Regions from separate parts of the Mus musculus genome. Here region 1 is linked to region 2. The links are chromatin loops, found by intact Hi-C in ENCODE. Cell type or tissue: heart. All regions are shown on one strand. Each heading gives the region's core, and the rest is flanking DNA. Links, peaks and the distances in the headings are about the cores only.

Region 1 (2,814 bases), core at 255-2,754, 540 kb before region 2:
ATCATCACCCTGCCCTGGACCTGAGCAATCTTTGGTCACATGGAACATATTTTCCTTATTGGCTTCTATAGGCACAAAAACAAAGGGGGTACACTCACAACTCAGAAAGACACCAAGGAGCTGAAGGGCCATCCTAGAACACAAAGCCCTGTACAGCATCCAGGCCTCTGCCATCCTTCCACTTACCAAGGGAGTCTTGAGTTAAGCTCTGTTTGCCACTTAAAGATTCATAGAGGTATGCCACATCTAAAAGGAAATTAAACAAGTCAGGGAGCCGTGGCCCCATGGGAAGTGCGAAGTCAACTCTCCCCATCCTGTGATCACATCACAACCTGTCTTTTGATTATCTTCATTTACCATCTGGTAACAACTTTTACCAGTGTAAGTGATTCTAATAAAAGTGAACCACGCTGGGCAGTGGTGGCGCACACCTTTAATCCCAGCACTCTGTAGGCAGAGGCAGGATTTCTGAGTTCGAGGCCAGCCTGGTCTACAGAGTGAGTTCCAGGACAGCCAGGGCTACACAGAGTAACTGTGTCTCGGGGAAAAAAAAAAAAAAAAAAAGTGAACCACAGTTACCAACCTAAGTATACGGAAGCAACCAAAGGGGAAAATGGTCTCATAGGGGAGTCAAGGGCAAAAAAGACACACTTCACTAATAACTGTGTAATAACCACTAGGAAGAAAAGATACACGGTCCTTCTTTGTGGCAGGACTTAAGGAATACTAGTGTCCTCTTTGTACTCCTTGCCAAGAATAACTTTATGGTGGTCTTCAAGTATTTCAGGGTACCCTCATGGAGCTAGATCCAGTCTAACCTTTACAGTCTCTTGCAAAGTATCCAAAAGCAGCACTGCCAGTGGCTTCTGGGCCCCTATCTGGGTTTTGCTCCCACACTCCAATTCTACTGTCCAGCCCAGCCCAGCCCATTTCCTCCCCATGGCTGCCACTGTGAGGTGTGCAGCTCCTGATGGCTTTCTTGCCTTTAGAAAGGCCCAGCTGAAGGGTCAGCACTCCACCCAAGTCCTTACACCAAGAACCCCCACGACTGTCACTTTGTATGGAGATGTCTCCTTCTACACATACTCTTTCTGAGGGTGTGTCCAGCCTCAGCTAGATGGCTTCTTGGTGCAACACCTGGGGAAAGTATCTACCCCAGTTAACTGTCCCTCTTACTGTGTTCTGGCTCATTCTTCCTGTACACCAAATAGATGATATCCCCGCTCTGTAAAGGGTAAGTCTGCTTCTTAACAACTTGCAGCTTATTGATCACTGTTCCATTGGTGCTGTTAAAACAAACAAACAAACAAGACAGAACAAAAGTGTAAGTTACCCCACTCAAAATAACTAAATAGGATAAACATTTTTCTACCATATTAAGAAATTTGCCCAGCATTACTATTCTGAACATACTCAGAGGGAAAAAAAACTAACCATTTATACATGCAAGTATGATCTAGACAAAAAGGTTGCCTGTCACTACCCACTTATAACAAATCAGCAACCCAATTTTCTAAGAGTGGTTTTCTCTTTTTCTTTTTCTGTAAAAATTACTTTTTACTTGTTACTCCTGCTCTATTTTTTTAAGTGTATGATTATTTTGCACGTGCGCGTGCATGCATGTGTGTAGGCCAGAAGAGGGCACTGGAACTCTTGGAACTGGAATTACATATGGTTTTGAATGGTCATGCGGGTCACCTGCAATTCCAATGCAGGTCTTTCTGGCATGCCTCAAGGTGGACCCTGAGGCAGCACAGTGCTGTCATTTCCTTCCTTCCTGCGCTGTTGATACAGCTGCCCCTTCTCTCCAAAATCCAGTTCATTCTCTTCCCCTCTCAGTCTCCTCTGTCAGTTCATTCCTTACTGAGTACTGATCGCTCCCAAAAGATGCATTCAGGACAAAAGTAAAACAAATTGTGGGTTTTCCACTGACAGTGGTGTGGCTCCTGTGCTCAAAAGCTGTGCTTTATAACCCAATTATAATCACACTGCTAGATGGGGAACCGCAGTACATGCTCTAGGTCCAGAGTGTGGGGACAGGAAAGATTCTCCCGAAAGAACTTTTTGGTGGCAACCGATTGGAAAATCAGATGATAAGCACATGATGGCCAAAGAATTCAGTACACTGAACATAAAATAAATTTCAGCTGGACCAAGCTTGGTGCTGCAGCCTCATTCCTGAAAGGTCCAGCACTGAAAGGAATTTGTATTTCAAGCTTGCACAATAATTCTCTCGGGTCAAGGAATAGCAAAAATTTTCCATAAAGCACATGGCACTAGTTCAAATTCTGTGGTCACCAAGTCTCACTGCAACTACTCAGCTTTGCCACTGCAGCATGACAGCAGCCAAGGGCAGGACTTAAATATGCAGGCACGCCCATGTCCTAGTAACTGACAAAACAGCATGCAGACTTCAATCTTGACACAATCTTGACTGGCTTCCAGCAGCCAGGTACCCTCCAACTGTCATCTTCATACTCAGACAAATGAACCCCAGCTCTTAGGCTGAAGCCCAAATGCCCTGCTATGATTTCTGCTTATCTCCTGACCTGACCCCACAGGTTGTTTTGCCTCTGCCTTGACTACCTGCTTCTCCTCTAGACCACCTCTACCCCAGAAGGCAACACCTCTGACAGGAAAGAGATTATCCCATGAGCATCCACAAGGAATCAGCCCACCAAGATCCACATTGGATTCTGAACCTCTACAGCTGTCAAAAGTAAGTCACCATTCTCATAAGCTACTAAGTCTGTGGCAGTTTGTTGCCACAGAAGATGGCTTTAGAACTAGCACCATTTTACAGTGTTAAGAGTT
Region 2 (2,814 bases), core at 272-2,771:
TTGTCTTCTCATGTTTGTAATGTTGACCAGTTGTTCCTTTTAGGTCCAATTCTCTTGTTCATGGGAATAATGTTGGGACACTGCATCAGGCATGACTTCCAGGTTCTCTGTTACTCTGTCAATTCCACCCCCCCCCCCCCCAGCAGCAGTTTTTGTTCTGTTCTTTGCAATCTGTCCATATTGTACCTGGACACAAATGCTGACATTCTGTCCTTTGGTTGGTGACATTAATGGACAAGGCCCTCTATGGCTATCTTCTTTTTTGGCCACCCATTTTCTGCCCTTGGGCATCCCAGCGCCTGAAGCTATACCTATACTGGCTGCCTCCTTCCTGTGGCGGAGCTAGGGTCAAGAAGATCGCATATTTTATGCTGGTATTTCCTGGGCTCCTCCATGACCAGCTCCATTTTTTTTTTCTCAAGGAGTACACAAATCTCCCATAGTGCCTGCTTGGGGTGCCCTGGTCTTTCTGTCAAGTGCACGCAAAGTGCATGACTTTGTCCTCCTCACAACATTGCTTCCATGGAGTAAGAAGGCAAGTGTTTTGTTTTGTTCTAGTTGGGTTTTTTTTGTTGTTTTTTGAGCCTCTCACTTTTTGCAGCCCCAAGCAAAGCAGTTTTCCATGCTTGCCCTGGGTGGTGGATGTCCCCCTCCCCCCTCTCCCCCTCCCCCTCCCCCCTCTCCACCTCTCTCCCTCCCCCTCTCCCCCTCCTCCTCCCCTCTCTGTTTCTTCTTTGGTGGCAGGTTGCTTGGCTTTCTCCATTTTTCTAGGGGTGCTCACTTGCTCTGCTCACTGTTGTATCCTGGCTTGTTAGTTTTTCCCACATAAGATCCCATTTGTCGTTCCTGATGGCATTTGCTGATAACACTGTCAGTGGATGGATGTGGGGCTCTTGTGCTCTCTTTGGGGTGGGCCCCAAGATGTGACAGGGGAGAGATGGATATTCATTGTGAATGGTGGCAACTCTTCTCATTTTGACGAAGGGTCCCTCGCCTCTCCTCCCCATCACCATTGGTGGTGTGTGGAAGGCAGGGGTGTGGCTATCCAGCACAAACACCATGAGTTCTCGCACTTCTCACTGTGGTTCTTGGGGTCCCCGTGGAAGCATAGACTGCTGTCCTCACACAGTCCACTCCTTTTGTGTGTTGCATTTGATCCTCTACCCCAAGGCCTGAAGGATCGTTGATCCGGTGCAGTGCATGCCCTTCCCATCCAGTGCCTGTACGCTCCATGTTCCATGCTTTCAATCCTCCCGGTGCTTCTGGTGTATTCCAGGCTTTGGCCATTAATATGCCCACTTCTGAGTTGGTGGTCCCACATCCAGTTCCCTGTCACGCTGCTCCTTCTTGCTGCTTGTACTGCATTCTCATGTCTTCAGTCTTTTGTTTGTTTGGTTTTGTGTGTGTGTAAGAAGCCTGAGGGGGTTGAGAGAAAGTGGGGTAAAAGAGACTCTATCAGTCACTGCCCATTGTCTGAAAGGGGAGACCTGTGTTGGGTGAGTGCATGCCCCTGGTACCTTCCCCCATAGGCCTGCCAGTAGGGTGATGCCCAACAATTGTGGCTGGCCTTTCTCTTAAAAGGCTTTAAAAGACTCTTAGCTACAATGTTACACTTTCTGCCACCCAGCAGGAGCTTAGACAGACCTGACTCTTGAAGGTGTGTCTCTGTCTCCCTCTGCTGGAGGATGCTCAGAATACCCTGGAAAGAGAGGACTTACTAGTATCACAGATGTCACTGTGCTTCCCTTGTTGGTCTTCTTATTCTCCACACTTCACTCATGTAGCTAGCTTTTCCATCCTGCCCTCGGTGAGAAAAAGAGCATGCTATGATCTCAAGGGGCTTCTCATGGATGGTACCCCCAAGGGCCTCCGAATGGCTTCTGTAGGGGCAGTGGGTAGCCCTGGTGGCTCTTCTTTCTTGTTTGGTTCTTCTTGACGCATTGAAAGGGGAAGAGTGTCAGCAGGGGTAAGATTTGGTCTTATGAGATATTTAGGGTTCCTGTGTAATAATAAAACATTTACCTATCTAAATCTAAGTCACTTTGCTGCTGTAGTGGACCTGCCTGAGTCCCTTTGAGACCAGAAACTGCAGACTCTGACATTTACCACCTCATTATAAAACAGGTAATAAGTGAAAGGATTTCTTGCTAGTGCTCTTTTCTTTGGTGAGCCAGCCAGAAGCCTCTCTGGATAATATGGTTGACTCTTTGTGAACCAGAGAGGAAGGAAAAGAAAAGAATTAAGATAGTTTGTACAGGCAAATATGCACAGATACATATACATTAAAACATTGATACAACCACACTCTCACCAGGCCTGATCATCTGTCACAATCAACTCCACAAGTATCCACGCATGCTTACACATATATCTACACAAAAACAGTGAACCCTGAGAGGTAGCCTGGTCCTCAGTTGACCTAAAGGCTTTGAAGCCCCAGAGACCCTAGGAACAGGAGGAGTTTCGCCTGAACTGGGCATCAGGCCCCTGTCAGCAGCCCCCCATAGATTTGTGGTCATCAGTCACATTAGCACAATGCCCCAAGCCCAAGACAATAGGAAAAGAGATGTGACCTGTGGTCATGTAGGAGCAAGACAGAGATCTCCATGCTAATGAAGTACCTAGAGGTCTGGAGGGCTTAGCCAATAAGCTTCCCTTCCCAGACATTCCTCGGTGCAAAAGGCATTTAATCTCAGGCCCATCCTGAGACATGGGGTGTGGTTTTACGCATCCATTTTTCTCCATGGCAATAGATGATGGGGAACCACAGACTTTTTTCATCAGGATCCACTGTGGGAAGCCATGGAGAAGGCC

What was found. Peaks named below come from ENCODE experiments on the same cell type or tissue, not always from the same donor. Only the 100,000 strongest peaks of a DNase experiment are listed, where the experiment ranks them.
Region 1: a loop joins it to region 2, with 5 times the contacts of the local background. A loop is called at or near these places in 3 of 42 quality-filtered maps.

Annotation. Positions count from the first base shown.
Region 1 is chr5:110,142,023-110,144,836 of GRCm38, reverse strand. Chfr (checkpoint with forkhead and ring finger domains) reads right to left here. Exons shown (of 18, transcript NM_001289577.1): 4 at 1,177-1,286; 5 at 187-246; 6 at 1-65. Among named protein-coding and RNA genes, the nearest start is that of Chfr, 7.6 kb to the right of the region's middle. In heart, for the core only: a CTCF peak has its summit at 1,635 (motif pointing right); no DNase peak of the experiment used is centred there.
Region 2 is chr5:109,601,642-109,604,455 of GRCm38, reverse strand. It overlaps the pseudogene Vmn2r-ps23. Among named protein-coding and RNA genes, the nearest start is that of Crlf2, 44 kb to the right of the region's middle. In heart, for the core only: a CTCF peak has its summit at 1,686 (motif pointing left); no DNase peak of the experiment used is centred there.